3 separate regions of the Mus musculus genome follow, and all the other regions are linked to region 1. A link is a loop called in an ENCODE intact Hi-C map of the cell type or tissue named here. Cell type or tissue: left cerebral cortex. All regions are shown on one strand.

Region 1 (8,000 bases):
AAAAAAAGAAAAGAGAGAAAGAAAGAAAGAGAGAAACAAAGAAAGAAAGAAGTCTTCTTTATTGAAACAAGTATTCTCATAGATTGTCAGATTTGGCTTATTCTTTTTTAAATTCTGAAATGATGGTAGACTGCATTAAGAGCTTTTTTCTGCATGTTTTTGTATAAAATATAGTTCTATCTTTAAGTTTGATTGTGTGATGTTTTACATGTAACTTATATTCATTTGATGAGCCATACTTGCATTCATAGAATGAAGTTATTTGGGCACATTGACTAATATTTTAGTTGTGTTGCTGACATCTGTTGGTAGATTTTTGGTCAAGAATTATTTCAGGAGAGACCAGCATGTGCAGGAGAGCCTGCGGACTGCAGAAGAAACATAGCTTCTGAGACAGGCCCTGTTCTGGGCCTCATCTTCAGCCAGGAAGCAGATCTGAGCTCCAGACACCTGTGCTTCTTCCCCACCAGAGGAGAGGTGGCCTGCAGAGAGTACTCTGACCACTGAGACTCAGGAGAGACTTGGACACCCAGGAGTGCTGACAGAGGCTAACAGAATCACAGGAGGAAAAAGCTCCAGCCAGACACAGGTATAACAACTAACACCAGAGATTACCAATTGGTGAAAGGCAAATGTAAGAATCTTACTAAGAGAAACCAAGAGCACTCACCATTATCAGAACCCAGCACTCTGACCTCAGCAAGTCCTGGATACCCCTACACACCAGAAAAGCAAGATTCAGATTTGAAATTGTATCTCATGATTCTGGTAGAGGAGCTTAAGAAAGAAATTAATAACTCACTTAAAGAAATACAGGAAAATCAAATAACCCCATTAAAAAATGGAGCTCAGAGCTGAACAAAGAATTCTCACCTGAGGAATAGCGAATGGCTGAGAAGCACCTGAAAAAATGTTCAACATCCTTAATCATCAGGGAAATGCAAATCAAAACAACCCTGAGATTCCACTTCATTCCAATCAGAATGGCTAAGATCAAAAATTCAGGTGACAACAGATGCTGGCTAGGATGTGGAGGAAGAGGAACACTCCTCCATTGTTGGTGGGATTGCAAGCTTGTACAACCACTCTGGAAATCAGTCTGGCAGTTCCTCAGAAAATTGGACATAGTACTACCGGAGGATCCCGCAATACCTCTCCTGGGCATATATCCAGAAGATGTCCCAACCGGTAAGAAGGACACATGCTCCACTATGTTCATAGCAGCCTTATTTATAATAGCCAGAAGCTGGAAAGAACCCAGATGCCCCTCAACAGAGGAATGGATACAGAAAATGTGGTACATTTACACAACGAAATACTACTCAGCTATTAAAAAAATGAATTTATGAAATTCCTAGGCAAATGGATGGACCTGGAGGTCATCATCCTGAGTGAGGTAACCCAATCACAAAGGAACTCGCACAATATGTACTCACTGATAAGTGGATATTAGCCCAGAAACTTAGGATACCCAAGATATAAGATACAATTTGCTAAACACATTAAACTCAAGAGAACGAAGACCAAAGTGTGGACACTTTGCCCCTACTTAGAAATGGGAACAAAACACCCATGGAAGGAGTTACAGAGACAAAATTTGGAGTTGTGACAAAAGGATGGACCATCTAGTGATTGCCATATGCAGGGATCCATCCCATAATCAGCTTCCAAACGCTGACACCATTGCATACACTAGCAAGATTTTGCTGAAAGGACCCAGATATAAGTGTCTCTTGTGAGACTATGCCGGGGCCTAGCAAACACAGAAGTGGATGCTCACAGTCAGCTATTGGATGGATCACAAGGCCCCCAATGGAGGAGCTAGAGAAAGTACCCAAGGAGCTAAAGGGAACTGCAACCCTATAGGTGGAACAACAATATGAACTACCCAGTATCCCTGAGCTCTTGTCTCTAGCTGCATATGTATCAAAAGATGGCCTAGTTGGCTATCACTGGAAAAAGAGGCCCATTGGACTTGCAAACTTTATATGCCCCAGTACAGGGGAACGCAAGGGCCAAAAAGTGGGAATGGATGGGTAGGGAAGTGGGGGGTGGGTTATGGGGTACTTTTGGGATAGCAATGGAAATGTAAATGAGGAAAATACCTAATAAAAAATTTTTAAAAAGAAAAAGAAAAAGACAAGGTATAGTTTATAAGGTATCTAAATTTGTTATAAAATGTTAATGTATGGTTATGTAGAGGTGTAGGAAATTTAGGACTAATTGTTAAGCAGGTTTAAAAACTATATAATAAAAATCAGTGACTTAGATTTGATGCATTTACTCTCTCTTTACAAAGAACCAGATTCTTTAAACATCCTTTGAAAGGGTTTGTCATAAGATGGAAACTCACTCTGTAAGAGTAATATGTGGACTAATAGTATATTGCTCAGTATACTGGAAATAATATAAACTATTTTCTAAAACAGTTAAGTTAATATTAAAGGCATGAAACAGTATCTGATATGAAACAAATACACTGTATTAATGTTGGAAATCCTCAATGAATTACTAAAAAGGGACGTAAACATGAAAAAATAAACATAGTATAGGATGCTACAAATCAGTCTTGCACATGGTAATCAATTTTACCTCACCAGTTTCAAGGAAGTTTGGATGCACACACTGACAGTTCAATTTAAATTAGTACAATTAGGCTGAACCCACCTGTGCACTTCCTTTTGCCCACTCTATCATATCTTCAGATAAATGTACCTGTTGACCATTTGGAAAGTATGGACTAAACATTCCTATTTTAACTCTAAGTCCAAGGCCCTGTGGGAAATTCCAAATGTAGAAAATGTCATATTCTTCCTGCAGTTTGTTTCTTCGGTTCATATTTACTCTGTCCCCAACAGGATTAGTGAACTGGGTCTTTCTCAGAAAGGAATACAGCTGAAAGACAGTCAGAATAATATATAGTCTCTTTCTTAAGGTAAGAAAATATGTTCTTATTTCCTCTTAAAGACAACTTTATTGACACTATGCCAGTGAAAATTTCAGTGAAATTCAATGGATGTACAAAATTATAATGTTGCTGTTATTTTAGTTCTCTAAGAGATTACCAATCAAGTACAAACATATGTGTAGAGATCAAATATACTTGCAGTATGAAACACAGACACATGAAACAAAGAGACTTGCATCCATTTAGCGATGCATACATATCACAAGCACACACTTATCTACAGAAACATTCAAATACATGTCCAAACACATGTATAAAAACACACATACACACAGACACAGACTATGCATCAAAAACATCAAATAGACACTGATACACACAAAACACATACTCAGTTTTACACAAACACACACACACACACAAAACCCATGCACAGAGGAATATTCATAGGTTCACATAGACATGTATTGATACCCCCACATAGAGTGACATTGATACACTGAAAAATTTATGATCTCATGCACAATCAGACAAAAATGAAAAAACATACAACAAAAACACACAAAACCCAGGCACATGCAGATGCATTTATTTATTTATTTATTTATTTATTTATTTATTTATTTATTTGAGACAGGGTTTCTCTATATAGCCCTGGCTGTCCTATAACTCACTCCATAGACCAGGCTGGCCTCGAAATCAGAGATCAGACTGCCTTTCCCTCTAAAGTGCTAGGATTAAAGGCATTTGCCACCACACCCGGCGATGCATGCATTTATAATTGTACAAAGGAATATACATTCTGACAAAATCCACCATGCAGAAAGAAATGGAAACAGACAAATATTTTCTTAACTGACTTAGACAGATAGATAGGCAGATTGGCAAAATGTTTCTATATATGACTCATCTCTCTCTGTTTCTCTCTGTGTGTCTCTCTGTCTTTATATATGTATATATCTATATCTCTTCATATACATATCAATCATCTATATCTAGTAATAGGCACAGATATAGATATACACACAGATATAGAGAAACATAGAAACATACAAATAGGAAGTGAGAAATATACATTCACACATCACCACACACAAATGTAATGAACTGAATTCTAACATGAATTTCTGTGTAAATACTATCAGAACACCAAGTGATACCACTAGGCTAGAGTGGGAACGGCAGGAGTTTGGATGTCTAATTAAAACAATACCCTACAATGATATAAATGTACTTGAGATTTAATGAACAACAACTCATCTTTCAGTGGACTCATGAGCATGGGCTTAGTATGTTTTCAGTATTAGAACATGTATGATGATATTCAGGTAATCTGTAACAAAATCACAGGTCTACATGGACAGATTATGCCTTATAGTATATTTGCTTAACATTAGAGTCTTATACTAATATAATGATTTACTTGCTCAATAAATATTCTTTGTATTTTGGAAAACATTTTCTAGCACACTTGGTTTGGGCATTTATAGTCTCTTATAACTATATCATTAATAACACTAAACATCATCTAACAGTAGAAACATTACCTTCTTGCAGCTATAATTGTGTTCTTTCCCATTGTCCTTGGGCAGATTATCAAGCTTTTGAAAAGCTATCTGATGGAGTGCATGGGCAAAAGCATACACAGCATTGTATATGTCATAACTCCCTTCAATAAAAGCCATATCAAAAGTATGTACCATTAACCATTCCAATGAGTGATTGGATGAGCAGTTCTTCAGTGTCTTACATTTAGAGGCTGAGACCTCACAGTTAAAGTGCATCCATTCCAGCTTTACCAGATATTCATCTGGGCATTTGACAGAGTTCAATGTCTGGACAAAATGTTTAAACCCAGAAATCTCACTATGGTGTTGTCCAAAAGCAAAAGTCCCATATTCGTTACCAAATGTAAAGTCTTTCATACTAGGACTGACATCCCACTGTGAGGTGGTGATCCATAGTCTCTGTATTCCTAGAGATTCCCACATTCTAAAGCTCACAGCTAAGGTACTGTCTGTGTCACCATAAATGATGACAACATTTGTGGATGATGTCATGATTTGGTTGTAATACACTTCAGCTCTTGACATGTATAAATTCATGCTCATTGGAATCATGTTGACAAAGGCAAAGCAGACTGTATTTTTTTCCATCTCTCTTCTCAAATAGGAGAGAAATTGGATATCTTCATCATTGTCTGAGATGACCAACCCTACCCAGTTCCAACTGAAATGAATTATGAAGGATACCAGGGCAAGGGCTAGAGATGTATGGTCAGAAGCCATCTGATATAGATAGGGAAATTTTTCATGATCACTCAGGACAGGATGAAAGGGTCCATAAGTAATCTGAAGGAACTAGAAAACAAAAACCAGCACAAGGTACAATGAATTCTTAGAACTTGTAAACATATTTTTATGCACAGTTCTAGAAATCTTAGCTAGCCATTATTTTCTCCCTCATCTACATGACATATAAGGAAATGGAGAAACCAATCAAGTCTGTGATAGTACCCTTGAACTACTTAGATTTGCCCAGGCCAAGTAAGGTCAGGCTGGCACCAACAAATATATGATTTCATGTCAGGATTCCCACTCTGTCTCAATAAACACACACACACACACACAGACACACACACTTACCTGCTGAGACATGAAGTTGTTTAGGATTGTATTAAGTTTCACAGTTGTTGCCCAATTCAGTCTTGTAAGTGCCATTGCACACTTGGTGAATTCTTTACACATATAATTAGGGAGAATATCATGATTTTGTAAACTCAAATGAATGAAACTGTTATATTTGGATTTCCAGTGACAGTTGTAGTTTGAGAATTTAAATGTTAGAGACATATTTGGCAAAATATCAGGGTTTCTGTTGATTTCATATATGGAAAAAGCCAAAGCCAGAGCATACTTGTGGTTTTCAGTATGAGTTCTATAAAAGGTTACAGTGTTTATAATTGACAGCAATTTACAGATAACATTTTGTAGTCAATAAAAGGACAATTCTCCAGTGGATTTTATTGTCCCCACCCCATAAAGATTGAAATGATCTGTGTAATGTGGTTGAGATGACAAAGAAGCTGGAAGTTCATTAAACCTTGAAAGGTTCATGAAAGGTCATCTTTCATAAATGAGATGTTACCACTATTAGTAATAACATCACTTTTCAAAAAACACAAACAGATCCCTTATAGTCCATATATTGCATCCTTATTCTAAAGAGAGAAAGTAAAGAACTGGACTTTGTAAGTTGTTAAAGCCAACGCATTTGTACAGATCAAAATATAAACTTCACAGTGAACAGCTATCTTAGTTCAATTTTTGATGCAGCATCTGTACATAAACAGGGACCACATGGAGGAAATTTAAGAAAGTGGATGAATATGCACAGCTATGTGTGTCTCCAATATTAATGGCCCCAAAACATGCACGAGAATCTACACTGAGATGGAAGGACCATCAGAAAACTCTATGGCCATTTGCCTAAACACATAGGGTAAAATAGTAGAAAATTTATGGGCATTCTTTTGATAAGATACCATTGGTTGTGAAATGGAAACTGCCTAGGAGAGGTATTTATGTGACATATACAGGTCCAGATTTGTTTTATTGCTGAGTTTCCATTCCTAAGTGTGAGGCTGATTAAAAAAATACTCTATCAATTTAAATTGGTAATATATCATTAAGTTGCTAAAAATATTTCTAGCTCTTTCCTGTTATGGAAAAGCCTCATAGCTTTGCTTTGCTCCTCATCCTCAGTAGTCTTGGGAAACATTCATGATGACTGTACATGGAAAACACAAAAGCACTTACTGTATATTCAATATATGACTAAAATACTCTTTCTCCACAGGCCGTTGTACTGCATGAATCATGAAGGTGCATTCTGTTCCCTGGTTTCTATTCTTGTCTTCATTCTGCTTTATCTTCCAAAAGCACCTCGGATAAATAAAATCAGACACAAGAAGTGGAATGTTCAGGAGCCAGAAGAGGAAAATCAAGGTGAACATATTTTTCCTCTTCTGAGCCTGGGCAGAATTGATTGTGGAGTGCCAAACAGATCAGCAAATCAAACAGGTACCAATATATTCCCATGTACTATTAACACTGTGTCCCAGGGAGATGCTACACATGCATTCATGTTTCCTTTCTACAGGTGTTTCCTCACCCCTGGAGGAATCATTGATGCTCTCTCCTGAGGATCTTCACCTGATGTCCACTGTGCACGTGATAAACTTGGTTGATAATACAGATGAGGATGGTGTAGCTTGATGGTTGACATCACACATGTTTAAGGAAATTAAGGTCCCTGGAAAGATTCCACTTTGTGAAAATTTGGTCCCAGGACTGCCTCAAAATCTGTTTTTGTGAACACCTTAAATAATATCAATGGATTTTGTTAGTTGATCCAGCATGAGACATGCATTAATGGCTCAGGAAGGCCTCACAAAATCTGAGGTCATTGTTACACATTGGTCTTTGTGTCAGAAATCTCCAGAGAAGGAAAATCAGTCTCAGTTTTAGAGCATTTGATATCCACTGAGAATGCAGTATGGACAAGGATGCAGCAGTGACAGATACAGAATATCTAAACAAAGTCTGTACTTACATTGTCTTGAGAATTAAAAATTATGTCCAGTCTAGAAATACCTGAATTCTGCTGTATCCAAAACTATCCAGATTATCACAGGACCACATTTTTCTTACATATATTTATTTTTATTAAAGTCATTAATCATAATTTTAGTACATTTAGAATATTCCCCTGTATTGTTAGAATTCTATTTTTTCCAATCTATAGCATAAAGGCTGAGATAAATTTGGTTAATTTTAATTATTTTATTTATTTACATTCATTTGTTGACGTGCTCTCACGCCTCTTGCTTTTTAAATATTCATCAAATTCCAGATAATACTTGATCTGTGTGCTCATTTCAAAACTAAAAAAGACCTAGCGCTCATATTACCAATGATTAATAAGAAACTAACCTGACTATTTATTTGATTTCTAAAACATGATCCTCAAATGTGACCCTCAGTTCTCATAGATCAACACATTGTTTACATCTCCTTCTTCTAGTTTATGT
Region 2 (8,000 bases), 150 kb before region 1:
ACTCATAGCTCTTAGTGCCTCCAAAATGAAACTAGAGACAGCACACACTAGCAGCTTGACAACACATGTAAAAGCTCTAGAACAAAAAGAAGCAAATTAACCCAAGAGGAGTAGATGGCAGGAAATAATCAAATTCAGGGGTGAAATCAACCAAGTGGAAACAAGAAGAACTATTCAAAGAATCAACCAAACAAGGAGATGATTCTTTGAGAAAAATAAACAAGATAGATAAACCCTTAGCTAGACTCACTAGAGGGCACAGGGACAAAATCCTTATTAACAAAATCAGAAATGAAAATGGAGACATAACAACAGATCCTAAAGAAATCCAAAACACCATCAGATCCTTCTACAAAAGGCTATACTCAACATAACTGGAGAACCTGGACAAAATGGACAAATTTTTAGACAGTTACCAGGTACCAAAGTTAAATCAGGATCAAGTTAACGATCTAAACAGTCCTATATCCCCTAAAGAAATAGAAACAGTCATTAATAGTCTCCCAACCATAAAAAAAGCGCAGGACCAGATGGGTTTAGTGTAGAGTTCTATCAGACCTTCAAAGAAGATCTACTTCCAGTTCTTCACGAACTATTGCACAAAATAGAAGCAGAAGGTACTCTACCCAACTCATTCTATGAAGCCACAATTACTCTGATACCTAAACCACAGTAAGACCCAACAAAGATAGAGAACTTCAGACCAATTTCCCTTATGAATATCAATGCAAAAATACTCAATAAAATAAATAGGTTTCATTCCAGGGATGCAGAGATGGTTTAATATATGGAAATCCATCAAAGTAATCCACTATATAAACAAACTCATACAGACAAACCACATGATCATCTCCTTAGTTGCGGAAAAAGCATTTGACAAGATCCAACACCCATTCATGATAAAGTCTTGGAAAGATAAGGAATTCAAGGCCCATACCTAAACATGATAAAAGAAATCTACAGCAAACCAGTAGCCAAGGTCAAAGTAAATGGTGAGAATCTGGAAGCAATCCCACTAAAATTGGGGACTAGACAAGGCTGCCTCCTTTCTCCCTACCTATTCAATGAGGTACTTGAAGTCCTAGGCAGAGCAATTCCACAACCAAAGGAAATCAAAGGGATACAAATTTGAAAGGAAAATGTCAAAATATCACTTTTTGCAGATGATATGATAGTATATATAAGTGACCCTAAAAATTCTACCAGAGAACTCCTAACCTGATAAACAGCTTCAGTAAAGTATTTGGATATAAAATTAATTCAAACAAGTCAATGGCCTTTCTCTACTTAAAGGATAAACAGGCTTTGATAGAAATTAGGGAAACAAAACCTGTCACAAGTGTCACAAATAATATAAAATATCTTGGCGTGACTCTAACTAAGGAGGTGAAAGATCTGTATGATAAAAACTTCAAATCTCTGAAGAAAGAAATTAAAGAAGATCTCAGAAGATGGAAAGATCTCCCATGCTCATGGATTGGCAGGATCAACATTGTAAAAATGGCTATCTTGCCAAAAGCAATCTACAGATTCAATGCAATCCCCATCAAAATTCCAACTCAATTCTTCAACGAATTGGAAGGAGCAATTTGCAAATTTGTCTGGAATAACAAAAAACCTAGGATAGCAAAAAGTCTTCTCAAGGATAAAAGAACTTCTGGCGGAATCACCATGCCAGACCTAAAGCTTTACTACAGAGCAATTGTGATAAAAACTGCATGGTACTGGTATAGAGACAGACAAGTAGACCAATGGAATAGAATTGAAGATCCAGAAATGAACCCACACACCTATGGTCACTTGATCTTCGACAAGGGAGCTAAAACCATCCAGTGGAAGAAAGACAGCATTTTCAACAATTGGTGCTGGCACAACTGGTTGTTATCGTGTAGAAGAATGCGAATCGATCCATACTTATCTCCTTGTACTAAGGTCAAATCTAAGTGGATCAAGGAACTTCACATAAAACCAGAGACACTGAAACTTATAGAGGAGAAAGTGGGGAAAAGCCTTGAAGATATGGGCACAGGGGAAAAATTCCTGAACAGAACAGCAATGGCTTGTGCTGTAAGATCGAGAATCGACAAATGGGACCGCATAAAATTGCAAAGCTTCTGTAAGGCAAAAGACACTGTCAATAAGACAAAAAGGCCACCAAAATATTGGGAGAGGATCTTTACCTATCCTAAATCAGATAGGGGACTAATATCCAACATATATAAAGAACTCAAGAAGGTGGACTTCAGAAAATCAAATAACCCCATTAAAAAATGGGGCTCAGAACTGAACAAAGAATTCTCACCTGAGGAATACCGAATGGCAGAGAAGCACTTGAAAAAATGTTCAACATCCTTAATCATCAGGGAAATGCAAATCAAAACAACCCTGAGATTCCACCTCACACCAGTCAGAATGGCTAAGATCAAAAATTCAGGTGACAGCAGATGCTGGCGAGGATGTGGAGAAAGAGGAACACTCCTCCATTGTTGGTGGGAGTGCAGGCTTGTACAACCACTCTGGAAATCAGTCTGGCGGTTCCTCAGAAAACTGGACATAGTACTACCGGAGGATCCAGCAATACCTCTCCTGGGCATATATCCAGAAGATGCCCCAACAGGTAAGAAGGACACATGCTCCACTATGTTCATAGCAGCCTTATTTATAATAGCCAGAAGCTGGAAAGAACCTAGATGCCCCTCAACAGAGGAATGGATACAGAAAATGTGGTACATCTACACAATGGAGTACTACTCAGCTATTAAAAAGAATGAATTTATGAAATTCCTAGCCAAATGGATGGACCTGGAGGGCATCATCCTGAGTGAGGTAACACATTCACAAAGAAACTCACACAATATGTATTCACTGATAAGTGGATATTAGCCCCAAACCTAGGATACCCAAGATATAAGATATAATTTGCTAAACACATGAAACTCAAGGAGAATGAAGACTGAAGTGTGGACACTATGCCCCTCCTTAGATTTGGGAACAAAACACCCATTGAAGGAGTTACAGAGACGGAGTTTGGAGCTGAGATGAAAGGATGGACCATGTAGAGACTGCCATAGCCAGGGATCCACCCCATAATCAGCATCCAAACGCTGACACCATTGCATACACTAGCAAGATTTTATTGAAAGGACGCAGATGTAGCTGTCTCTTGTGAGACTATGCCGGGGCCCAGCAAACACAGAAGTGGATGCTCACAGTCAGCTAATGGATGGTTCATAGGGCTCCCAATGGAGGAGCTAGAGAAAGTAGCCAAGGAGCTAAAGGGATCTGCAACCCTATAGGTGGAACAACATTATGAGCTAACCAGTACCCCGGAGCTCTTGACTCTAGCTGCATATATATCAAAAGATGGCCTAGTCGGCCATCACTGGAAAGAGAGGCCCATTGGACTTGCAAACTTTATATGCCCCAGTACAGGGGAATACCAGGGCCAAAAAGGGGGAGTGGGTGGTCAGGGGAGTGGGGGTGGGTGGATATGGGGGACTTTTGGTATAGCATTGGAAATGTAAATGAGTTAAATACCTAATAAAAAATGGAAAAAAAAAAAAAAGAACTTCAAGTCTCTGAAGAAAGAAATTAAAGAAGATCTCAGAAGATGGAAAGATCTCCCATGCTCATGGATTGGCAGGATCAATATAGTAAAAATGACTATCTTACCAAAAGCAATCTACAGATTCAATGCAATCCCCATCAAAATTCCAACTCAATTCTTCACTGAATTAGCAAGGGCAATCTGCAAATTCATCTGGAATAACAAAAAAACATAGGATATCAAAAACTCTTCTCATGGATAAAAGAACATCTGATGGATTCACCATGCCTGACCTAAATCTGTACTACAGAGCAATTTTGATAAAAATTGCATGGTACTGGTATAGCGACAGACAAGTAAACCAATGGAATAGAATTGAAGACCCAGGAATGAACCCACACCTATGGTCACTTGATTGTCGACAAGGGAGCTAAAACCATCCAGTAGAAAAAAGACAGCATTTTCAACAAATGGTGCTGGCACGACTGGCAGTTATCATGTAGAAGAATGTGAATTGTTCCATTCCTATCTCCTTGTACTAGGGTCAAATCTAAGTGGACCAAGAACTCCTCATAAAACCAGAGACAGTGAAACTTATAGAGAGAAAGTGGGGAATAGCCTAGAAGATATGGGCACAAGGGAAAAATTCCTGAATAGAACAGCAATGGCTTGTGCTGTAAGATGGAGAATCGACAAATGGGACCGCATAAAATTGCAAAGCTTCTGTAAGGCAAAAGACACTGTCAATAAGACAAAAAGGCCACCAAAATATTGGGAGAGGATCTTTACCTATCCTAAATCAGATAGGGGACTAATATCCAATATATATAAAGAACTCAAGAAGGTAGACTCCAGAAAATCTAATAACCCCATTAAAAAATGGGGCTCAGTGCTAAACAAAGAATTCTCACCTGAGGAATACCGAATGGCTGAGAAGCACCTGAAAAAATATTCAGCATTTTTAATCATCAGGGAAATGCAAATCAAAGCAACCCTGAGATTCTACCTCACACCTGTCGGAATGGCTAAGGTCAAAAACTCAGGTGACAGAAGATGCTGGTGTGGATGTGGAGAAAGATGCAATCCTCCTTTATTGGTGGGATTGCAAGCTTGTACAACCACTCTGGAAATCATATTGGCGGTTCCTCAGAAAATTGAACATAGTACTACAGGAGGATCCTGCAATACCTCTCCTGGGCATATATCCAGAAGATGTTCCAACTGGTAAAAAGAACACATGCTCCACTATGTTCATAGCAACCTTATTTATAATAGCCAGAAGCTGGAAAGAACCCAAATATTCCTCAACAGAGGAATGATACAGAAAATGTGGTACATTTACACAATGGAGTACTACTCAGCTATTAAAAAGAATGAATTTATGAAATTCTTAGGCAAATGGATGGATTGGAGGGCATCATCCTGAGTGAGGTAACCCAATCACAAAAGAACTCACATATGTCTTCACTGATAAGTGGATATTAGCCCAGAAACTTAGAATACCCAAGATATAAGATACAATTTGTAAAACACATGAAACTCAAGAACGAAGACCAAAGTATGGACACTTTGCTCCTTCTTAAAATTGGGAACAAAACACCCAAGGAAGGAGTTACAGAGACAAAGTTTGGAGCTGAGACAATAGGATGGACCATCTAGAGACTGCCATACCCGGGGATCCACCCCATAATCAGCTTCCAAACGCTGACACCATTGCATACACTAGCAAGATTTTGTTGAAAGGACCCAGATATAGCTGTCTCTTGTGAGGCTTTGCCGGGGCCCAGCAAACACAGAAGTGGATGCTCACAGTCAGCTATTGGATGGATCACAGGGCCCCCAGTGGAGGAGCTAGAGAAAGTACCCAAGGAGCTAAAGGGGTCTGCAATCCTATAGGTGGAACAGCAATATGAACTAACCAGTACCTCCCAGAGCTCATGTCTCTACCTGCATATGTATCAGAAGATGGCCTAGTCGGCCATCATTGGAAGGAGAAGTCCATTGGTCTTGCAAACTTTATATGCCTCAGTACAGGGGAATGCCAGGGCAAAGAAGTGGGAGTGGGTTGGTAGGGGAGTGGGGGGGGGCAGGGTATGGGGGACTTTTGGGATAGCATTGGAAATGTAAATGAAGAAAATACCTAATTAACAACAATAAATAAAATCAAAGGAAAAAACTTATTTCATCTACAAAGTTTGTAACATAAAACATTGAGGAAATCTGGGACAATATGAAAAGACCAAAGCTATGAATTGCATGAATAGCTGAAAGAAAATAATCCTAGCTCAATGGCATAAAAATATTTTCACCAAAATCATAAAAGAACATATTCCAAATCTAGAAACATAGAGGGAACTAATTTGGAGATGGAGTGAATATTTGTATGGGGTTGGAACTGGGTGTTGGAGGAAGGAGGAGCTGGAGAGGACTGGGAGAAAAAGTGGAAATTTGTAGGGAGCATCTTTGAGCCTAGATGGAGACCTGGGATAGACAACAATATAGAGAATATATAGGATTTACCAAGCAGAAATTCCTACCAGCATGAGATAAAGAGACTGAAGTGGTTACTTCCTCTAGCTTTTCAGGACTTCTAGTTGAAAAGGGGTGATATCAACCCACTTACAAAACTTTCAATCCCAAATTTGTAGTGCCTAAAAGATGCACAGGGATGAAGATGGAGCAGACACTGAGAGCACAGCCAATAACTGTCCCAACATGAGGCCAATCCCAGGGGTGAGAGCTAACCGCTGATACTATAATGATACAATGTTATGCTTGCAGACAGATATGAAGCAAAATTGTCTCCTGAGAGGCCTCCATCTGCAGTGGCTGTAAACAGATGCAGAAAGTAATATCTTAACATCTGATGGGATTTTGGGAGTCTATGGAGGAATGTGGGATAGAATTGGAGGATTCAGAGGGATCAAGAACACTACAAAAGACCTACATAGTCAACTATCCTTGGGTTACATAGAGACTGAACCACCAAACAAAGAGAAATCAGTGGCTGACCTAGGCTCACCCACATTTCTAGAAGATATTCAGCTTAGCCTTCACTGTGTCTCTTAACAATGTAACAGGGGGCTGTCTCTGACTCTATTGACTGCCATTGGATCACTATCCCCTAATGTAACTTACTGATTGGTCATCAGTGGCAAAAAAAAGTTCTTAGTCATTTTAGGACAAGATTTCCCAAGGTGGGGTGGTACCCAAGGTATCTTCCCTTTGTCTGTGGAGAAGGGGAGTGGAAATGGGAGGAGGCATTTCTAAGGGAAGCGGAGTGGAGGGAGATAAGGATGTGATTAGGGTGTAATGGGAATTAAAATAAATTAATAAACTATGGAAAGAAAATGAAAATTAATTTTTCTCTCATAATATACTTTGCTTATTGTTTTACCACCATCTAATACATCCAGGCCATTCCCACGTCCCTTTTCATCTGGAACCACCCAAATATTATCTCTCATTAAAAAACAATTAAGCTTCTGTGGAATAATAACATATATTAATATAAAATACACTGAGATAAATTAAAGATTAACTCATAATAATTAGTATAAAGGAATAAGCATTAGGAACAGACCACAAGAAAAGGCATGAAAATCAGAAACTCATATGTTCACACTACCAGGCATATCATTAACAATTCTAATCCTGAAGCCAAAATATATAGGCAAAGACACTTTTGGTTAAAAAGAAATGAACAATGCTTTATACACACACACACACACACACAGAGAGAGAGAGAGAGAGAGAGAGAGAGAGAGAGAGAGAGAGAGAGAGAGAGAGAGAGAGATATGAGGGGAGAGACCTGAAATGAAATATGAGACATTAACCTCAAAAGTAGCAATTGACTTCATTTTCTGTTGTCCATATTTTACTGCACATGCAGTCTACCCTTAAAAGTATTTTGTTTCCTGATTGAGACTCCTTTAAAATAAACTAAATTTTGATTGGCAAGTGGCTATTAATTAGAGATTGCTGTGGATTAGAGAATGGGCATGTTTCGATTTCTAATTTCTTTTGTGGAAGACAGATGTAGGCCCTTTATCTGTTATCTCTGTGCTTCTATTGTGTGTCATTTCTGTTGATTAAGAAAGCCTTGTTTCCGCAGTGACCTAAATACCACTGTTTTTCTCAGTTTCTCTACTATGTTTTCCATGGTCTTTGCTAAAGCCTGAGAGGAGATATTTCAAGGAGACATTTCTTTGAGATCTAAGATTCTCACTCTGAGCATTGTGTCTGGGTGGGGATGTCAGAATTTCTTACCTTCTGCTACAGAGGGAAGATTTTCTGATGATGGTTGAGCAAGGAATTTTTTATGAGTATAATACGATGCTATTAAAATAATGTTATTGTTCTTTTAGTAAAGGGAATAGCATTTCTTTTCAGGGATACTTGAACTATATCTATCCTCTCCTCTTGGTCACACAGAGCAGTGTTTCCTTGAGCT
Region 3 (8,000 bases), 130 kb before region 1:
GGGTAGGGCAGCAGGGCAGAGGGATGGTATAGGGAACTTTCGGGAAAGCATTTGAAATGTATATAAAGAAAATATCTAATAAAAAATTAAAAATGAAAAAGTAAATAAATAAATTAATTAAAAGCAAGAGGCCTGAGAGCAGATCAACAAATGAATGTAAATAAATAAAATTATTAAAACTTAACAGAATATATCTCAGCCTTCATGCTATATATATTGAAAAAAATAGAATTCTAACTATACTGGGGCCTATTCTAAATGTATTTAAAAATTATAAGTGATGACTTTAATAAAAATAAATATATGTAAGAAAAATGTGGTACTGTGACAATTTGAATAGTTTTGGATACAGCAGGATTCAGGTATTTCTAGATTGGAAAAAATTTTAATTCTAAAGACAATGTTAGTACTGATTTTGTTCAGATATTCTGTATCTGTCACTGCTGCATCCTTGTCCATACTGCATTCTCAGTGGATATCAAATGCTCTAAACATGAGGCTGATTTTTCTTCTCTGGAGATTTTGACACAAAGACCGATGTATAACAATGACCTCAGATTTTGTGAGGCCTTCCTGAACCATAAATGCATGTCTCATGGTGGATCAACTCAAAGGACATTGATATTATTTAAGGTGTTCACATAAACAGATTTTGAGGCAGTCCTGGGACCAAATTTTCACAAAGTGGAATCTTTCCAGGAACCTTAATTTCCTTAAACATGTGTGATGTCAACCATCAAGCTACATCATCCTCATCTGTATTATCAACCAAGTTTATCACATGCACAGTGGACATCAGGTGAAGATCCTCGGGAGAGAGCATCAATGATTCCTCCAGGGGTGAGGAAACACCTGTAGAAAGGAAACATGAATGCATGTGTAGCATCTCCCTGGGACACAGTGTTAATAGTACATGGGGATCTATTGGTACCTGCTTGATTTCCTGATCCGTTTGGCACTTCACAATCAATACTGCCCAGACTCAGAACAGGAAAAATATGTTCACCTTGATTTTCCTCTTCTGGCTCCTGAACATTCCACTTCTTCTGGCTGATTTTATTTCTCCTAGATGCTTTTGGAAAATGAAGCAGAATGAAAACAGGGACAGAAACCAGGGAACAGGATGTACCTTCATGATTCATGCAGTACAACGGCCTGTGGAGAAAGAGTATTTTAGTCATATATTGAATATACAGTAAGTGCTTTTGTGTTTTCCATGTACAGTCATCATGAATGTTTCCCAAGACTACTGAGGATGAGGAGCAAAGCAAAGCTATGAGGCTTTTGCATGGTGTTTTCAGCCTGCAAAACAAGGAAGAACTTGAAATATTATTACAGACTTAATGCTATCTTAACACTTTAAATTGACAGAGTATTTTTTTAAATCAGCCTCGCACATAGGAATGGAAACTTAGCAATAAAACAAATCTGGACCTGAATATGTCACATAAATACAGTTTCCATTTCATAAACCAATGGTATCTTATCAAAAGAATGCCCATAAATTTTCTACTATTTTACCCTAGGTGTTTAGGCAAATGGCCATAGAGTTTTCTGATGGTCCTTCCATCTCAGTGTAGATTCTCGTGCATGTTTTGGGGCCATTAATATTGGAGGCACACCTACCTGTGCATATTCAGCCACTTTCTTAAATTTCCTCCATGTGGTCCCTGTTTATGTACAGATGCTGCATCAAAAGTTGAACTAAGATATCTGTCCATGTGAATTTTATATTTTGATCTATACAAATTCACTGGCTTTAACAACTTACAAAGTCCAGTTCTTTACTGTCTCTTTAGAATAAGGTCACAATATATGGACTATAAAGGATCTGTTTGTGTTTTTGAAAAGTGATGTTATTACTAATAGTGGCTCATTTATGAGAGGTGACCTTTCATAAACATTTCAGAGTTTAATGAACTTCCAGCTTCTTTGCCATTTCAACCTCATTACACAGATCATTTCAATCTTTATGGGGTGGGGACAATGCAATCCAGTGTAGAATTGTCCTTTTATTGACTACAAATGTTATCTGTAAATTGCAGTTAATTATAAACATTATGAACTTTTACAGAACTCATACTGAAAACCACAAGTATGCTCTGGCTTTGGCTTTTTCCATATATGAAATCAACATGAACCCTGATATTTTGCCAAATATGTCTCTAATATTTGAATTCTCAGTACACAATTGTGTCTGGGAATCTAAATTAATGAGTTTTATGCATGTGAGTTTACAAAATTATGATATTTTCCCTAATTATTTGTGTAAAGAATACACCAAATGTGCAATGGCGCTTACAAGCCTGAATTGGGCAACAACTGTGAAATTTAATACAATCCTAAACAACTTCATATCTCAGCAGGTAAGTGTGTGTGTGTGTGTGTGTGTGTGTGTGTTTATTGAGGCAGAGTGGGAATTCTGTCACGAAATCATTTATCTGTTGGTACCAGCCTGATCTTACTAGGCCTGGGTAAATCTAAGTAGTTCAAGGGTACTATCACACACTTGATCAGTTTCTACATTTCCTTATATGTCATGTAAATGAGGAAGAAAATAATAGTTAGCTAACATTTCTAGAATTGTGTATAAAAATATGTTTACAAGTTCTAAGAATTCATTGTACCTTGTGCTGGTTCCTGATTTCTAGTTCTTTCAGATTACTTATGGACCCTTTCATCCTGTCCTGAGTGATCATGAAAAATTTCCCTATCTACATCAGATGGCTTCTGACCATACATCTCTAGCCTTTGGCCTGGTATCCTTCATAATTCATTTCGGTTGGAACTGGGTAGGGTTGGTCATCTCAGACAATGATCAAGGTATCCAATTTCTCTCCTATTTGAAAACAGAGATGGAAAAAAATACAATCTGCTTTGCTTTTGTCAACATGATTCCAATGAGCATGAATTTGTACATGTCAAAAGCTGAAGTGTATTACAACCAAATCATGACATCATCCACAAATGTTGTCATCATTTATGGTGACACAGACAGTACTTTAGCTGTAAGCTTTAGAATGTGGGAATCCCTAGGTATACAGAGACTATGGATCACTACCTCACAGTGGAATGTCAGTCCTGGTATGAAAGACTTTACATTTGGTAATGAATATGGGACTTTTGCTTTTGGACAACACCATAGTGAGATATCTGGGTTTAAACATTTTGTCCAGACATTGAACTCTGTCAAATGCCCAGATGAGTATCTGGTAAAGCTGGAATGGATGCACTTTAACTGTGAGGTCTCAGCCTCTAAATGTAAGACACTGAAGAACTGCTCATCCAATCACTCATTGGAATGGTTAATGGTACATACTTTTGACATGGCCTTTATTGAAGGGAGTTATGACATATACAATGCTGTTTATGCTTTTGCCCACGCACTCCATCAGATAACTTTTCAAAAGTTTGATAATCTGCCCAAGGACAATGGGAAAGAACACAATTATAGCTGCAAAAAGGTAATGTTTCTGCTGTTAAATCATGTTTAGTGTTATTAATTTTGTAGTTGTAAGAGACTATAAATGCCCAAACCAAATGTGCTAGAAAATGTTTTCCAAGATGCAAAGAATTTTTATTGAGCAAGTATATTTTTATATTAGTATAAGACTCTAATGTTAAGCGAATATACTATGAGGCAGAATCTGTCCATGTAGACCTGTGATTTTGTTATTGATTACTTGGATATCATTATACATTTTCTGTTCCTGAAATCATACTCACCCCATGCTCATGAGTCTACTAAATGATGAGTTGTCACTCGTCCTTTCTCAAGTACATTATAGTCATTGTAGAGTATTGTTTTAACTAGACATCCAAACTCATGCTGTTCCCACTCTAGACTAGTAGTATAATTTTGTGCTCTATTAGTATTTACACAGAAATTCATGTTAGAATTCAGTTCATTACATTTATGTGTAGTTATGTGTGAATGTATATTTCTCCTTTCCTATTTGTATGTCTCTATGTTTCTCTATACTTGTGTGTATATCTATATCTGTGTCTATTACTAGATATAGATGATAGATATGTATATAGAGAGATATAGATATATACATATATATAGAGAGAGAGACAGAGAAAGACACAAAGAGAGAAACAGAGAGAGATGAGTCATACATAGAATTTTTTGCCAATCTGGCTATCTATCTGTAAAAGAGTTAACATAAATTTGTCTGTTTCCATTTCGTTCTGCATGGTGGATTTTGTCAGGATGTATATTCTTTGTACAATTATAAATGTATGCATCTGCAAGTGCCTGGATTTTGTGTGTTTTTGTGTATGTTCTTTCATTTTTGTCTGTCTATGCATGAGATCATAAATTTTTCAGTGTATCAATATCACTATGTGTTGGGGTATCAATACTGGTCTATGTGAACCTATGAATATTTCTCTATGCATGCATTTTGTGTGTGTGTGTGTGTGTGTGTGTAAAACTGAGTATGTGTTTTGTGTGTTTCTGTGTCTATTTGATGTTTTTTGATTTATATCCTGTGTGTTTTTACATGTGTGTTTGAGCATGTATATTTATGTTTCTGTAAATGAGTGTGTGCTTGTGCTATGTGTGTATCTCTATATGGATGCAAGTCTGTCTGTTTCATGTGTCTGTGTTTCATACTGCAAATATATTTGATGTCTACACATATGTTTGTACTTGATTGGTAATCTCGTAGAGAACTAAAATAACAGCAACATTATAATTTTGTATATTCATTAAATTTCACTGAAATTTTCACTGGCATAGTGTTAATAAAGTTGTCATTAAGATGAAATAAGTATGTATTTTATTACTTTAAAGAAGTAAAAATAGTCTATATTATTCTGACTGTCTTTCAGCTGTATTCCTTTCTGAGAAAGACCCAGTTCATTAATCCTGTTGGGGACAGAGTGAATATGAACCAAAGAGACAAACTGCAGGAAGAGTATGACATTTTCTACATTTGGAATTTCCCACATGGCCTTGGATTTAAAGTTAAAATAGGGATATTTAGTCCATATTTTCCAAATGGTCAACAGGTACATTTATCTGAAGATATGATAGAGTGGGCAAAAGGAAGTGCACAGGTGGGTTCAGCCTAATTGTACTAATTTAAATTGAACTGTCAAGTGTGTGCATCCAAACTACCTTGAAACTGGTGAGGTAAAATTGATTGCCATGTGAAAGACTAATTTGTAGCACCATATACTATGTTGATTTTTTGATGTTTAAGTCACTTTTTAGTAATTCATTGAGGATTTCAAACATTAATACAGTGTATTTGTATCATATCAGAACCTGTCTCATGCCTTTAATATTAACTTAACTGTTTTAGAAAATAGTTTCTATTATTTCCAGTATACTGAGCAATATACTATTAGTCCAAATATTACTCTTACAGAGTGAGTTTCAATTTTATGACAAAAATTTTATCCCTTTCAAAGGATGTTTAAAAACTCTGGTTCTTTGTAAAGACAGAGTAAATTGCATCATATCTAAGTCACAGATTTTTATTATAGTATTTTTAAACCTGTTTAACAACTACTCCTAAATTTCCTATACCTCTACATAACCATACGTTAACATTTTATAACAAATTCAGATACCTTATAAACTATACCTTCTCTTTTTCTCTTTCTTTTTTATGTTGGTATAGATGTTTTCTCTACATTTTTATGTGTGCAAATGCTCATGTGTACTATATATGGATAGCAGAAGAATTATTCAAACCTCAGAGCATTTGCAAGAGCTTCTTGCCACATAGTGGGTGCTGGAAATTAAACATGGGTTTTCCTCCTGAAAAGAATTGTTTGTGAGATTGTAACCATGTCGATAGCCCTGGATCATACATTGTAAAAGATAATGCTCACTAAAGCAAACTTGTCTGGCCCATTCATTTTTCATAGGTCATTCAAATAAAGAAGCCTGTGCAAGTTGCATTCTCTATATGAGGAAAAATTGGTAGTAATAAAATTTTGCTTTTGAGAAAATTTGAAAATTAAATATCTAATATGCATGATAGGTATAACATAGGTATGAATTCTGATGTGATAAGTTTAATACATCATATTCAAACTGCCCAGTTTCATTTGAAGTAGTATCTCCTGTTGCTCTGATAGTATGAAATTTAAAGTTACTTTTCTTCCTCAATGTGATTAAGAATTCCATTCTTAGAGCAAAGAACATAAGAGCTGAAAATTAAGTTATAAAACTGCATATCCATTTAGAGGATAGTATTGAAATCTCCTGTGTGTTCTAACAAGACCTCAAATTATATTTATATATATATATATATATATATATATATATATATATATATATATATATATATTCTAATCTCAATGTGGAATCTAATAATTAAAAATGTGAAGACATCAATGAAATATTTCAAACATTAGAATCATATATTTATGTGAAAGACTGTTCAATGATATACTAAACAAGGAAGTACAGGATTATTATAAGAATGGTAATAAAAAATCAAAGAAGGGCAGGAATCACCTGTGGGTGAATACGATTAAACTCTGAAATATTTAATCACTGAGACACTGAGTCCAAAAATAACAAAGGATTTCAGTAAATTTTAAAATAATTAAAGACTTTCAAGCACACACACACACACACACACACACACACACACACACACGCACACACACACACACACACATATATATATATATACATATATATATATATATATATATATATATATATATATGAAAAACAAAATGAATCAAAAAAATTACCTCAGTGAATAATCTCACAGAAGCATGCTCCAAATTGAGGACGGAAGAAAAAGCCATAAGAAGTAGAAAATACAAACTACAACAAAGATAAAAATAAGGAGGAAAAATGAAACTCATTGAATAAGGATGTTTGATTAAAAGATCAAATTTAAAACCAATGGGAACAAGAGAAAGAAGAAGCCACTCTAGGTATCAACAATATACCCATTATGTTGCTGCTGTACAAATACAAAATAGTGTGGGAAAAGTAGACATCTGTCTAGTAGAAGCATATAAATAGAAATTTTAAAATAGCAAATACTCAGCCTGTGAAATAAAATAGTTCATGACAAACTTTACTTAAAATTTATTGTAGACCAAGAAGCATATATGAAAGCACAGGAGAGAACCCCTGGTATCTCTCTTGTTAACAGGAGGTTCCACCAGCTTCAATCATTTTTAAATGTAGCTCGCTCATTCATTCATTCATTCATTCATTCATTTACTTTACGTACTGATAACCATTTACACACCTTCTTCTACTCCTATTCCTTCTCCTATCCTTCCCCTCCCTCTCATCCACTACTCCTTCGTTCTTTAGAAAAGGGGAGCGTCACCCCCCCTCCCATAGCAAAATGCTTTGACCTATTATGTAGCATAACAATTAGGCACAGATTCGTGTTCTCTTATTGGGGCCAGGGGAAGCAGCCAAATAGGAGTAAAATATCTCAAACAAAGGCAGCAGAGTAAGATACAGACCCCAGTACTGCTCTTAGGAGTCCCATTGCAAAGATCAAACTTCACAAAGGTCAAAAATGTTTAGAATGACTATGTCAGTCCCATGCATTATTTATGGTAGTAGGTCAGTCTCTGTGAGCACTTCTGGCAGGTTAATTGATTATGTAGACTATATTGCAGTTTCCTTGACCTCACTTGCTCCCAAAATCCTTCTTTCCCCTCTTCCCCTCTTGCTCAGGATTCCCCAAGCTCAACCTATCTTGGGAGTGTATCTCTGCATCTGCTTCCTTCAGTTGCTGAGTGATGACTCTCTCATCATGGATATTTTAGGCTCTTGCCTTCAAGTATAACTGAGTATTATTGCCAACATCTAGGGTAAGTTTACTCTTATGGAATGTCTCTCAAGCTGGACCAGTCATTGGCTATCTATCCAATTTCCTCTGCTCCTTCTTTCTCCCACACATAGTTAGGCAGGATAGAGTGTAGGTCAAAGATTTTGTGTATGGGATGTTGTCTCAATCCCTATCCTGGAAAACTTGCCTGGTTTTTGGAGATGG

What was found. Hi-C counts contacts between places; a loop is a spot of excess contacts. Peaks named below come from ENCODE experiments on the same cell type or tissue, not always from the same donor. Only the 100,000 strongest peaks of a DNase experiment are listed, where the experiment ranks them.
Region 2: it touches region 1 in a loop (6-fold over the local background); 10 of 42 quality-filtered maps call a loop at or near these places.
Region 3: it touches region 1 in a loop (6-fold over the local background); 6 of 42 quality-filtered maps call a loop at or near these places.

What each region holds. Positions count from the first base shown.
Region 1 is chr17:23,472,675-23,480,674 of GRCm38, forward strand. Vmn2r117 (vomeronasal 2, receptor 117) reads right to left here and starts at 6,923. Exons shown (of 6, transcript NM_001104581.1): 1 at 6,727-6,923; 2 at 5,554-5,845; 3 at 4,456-5,268; 4 at 2,668-2,895. The coding sequence starts at 6,923. In left cerebral cortex, no CTCF peak of the experiment used is centred here; no DNase peak of the experiment used is centred here.
Region 2 is chr17:23,322,861-23,330,860 of GRCm38, forward strand. No RefSeq gene overlaps it. Among named protein-coding and RNA genes, the nearest start is that of Vmn2r114, 15 kb to the left of the region's middle. In left cerebral cortex, no CTCF peak of the experiment used is centred here; no DNase peak of the experiment used is centred here.
Region 3 is chr17:23,342,979-23,350,978 of GRCm38, forward strand. It overlaps Vmn2r115 (vomeronasal 2, receptor 115), which reads left to right and starts at 999. Exons shown (of 6, transcript NM_001104579.1): 1 at 999-1,195; 2 at 2,075-2,366; 3 at 2,652-3,464; 4 at 4,840-5,067. The coding sequence starts at 999. In left cerebral cortex, no CTCF peak of the experiment used is centred here; no DNase peak of the experiment used is centred here.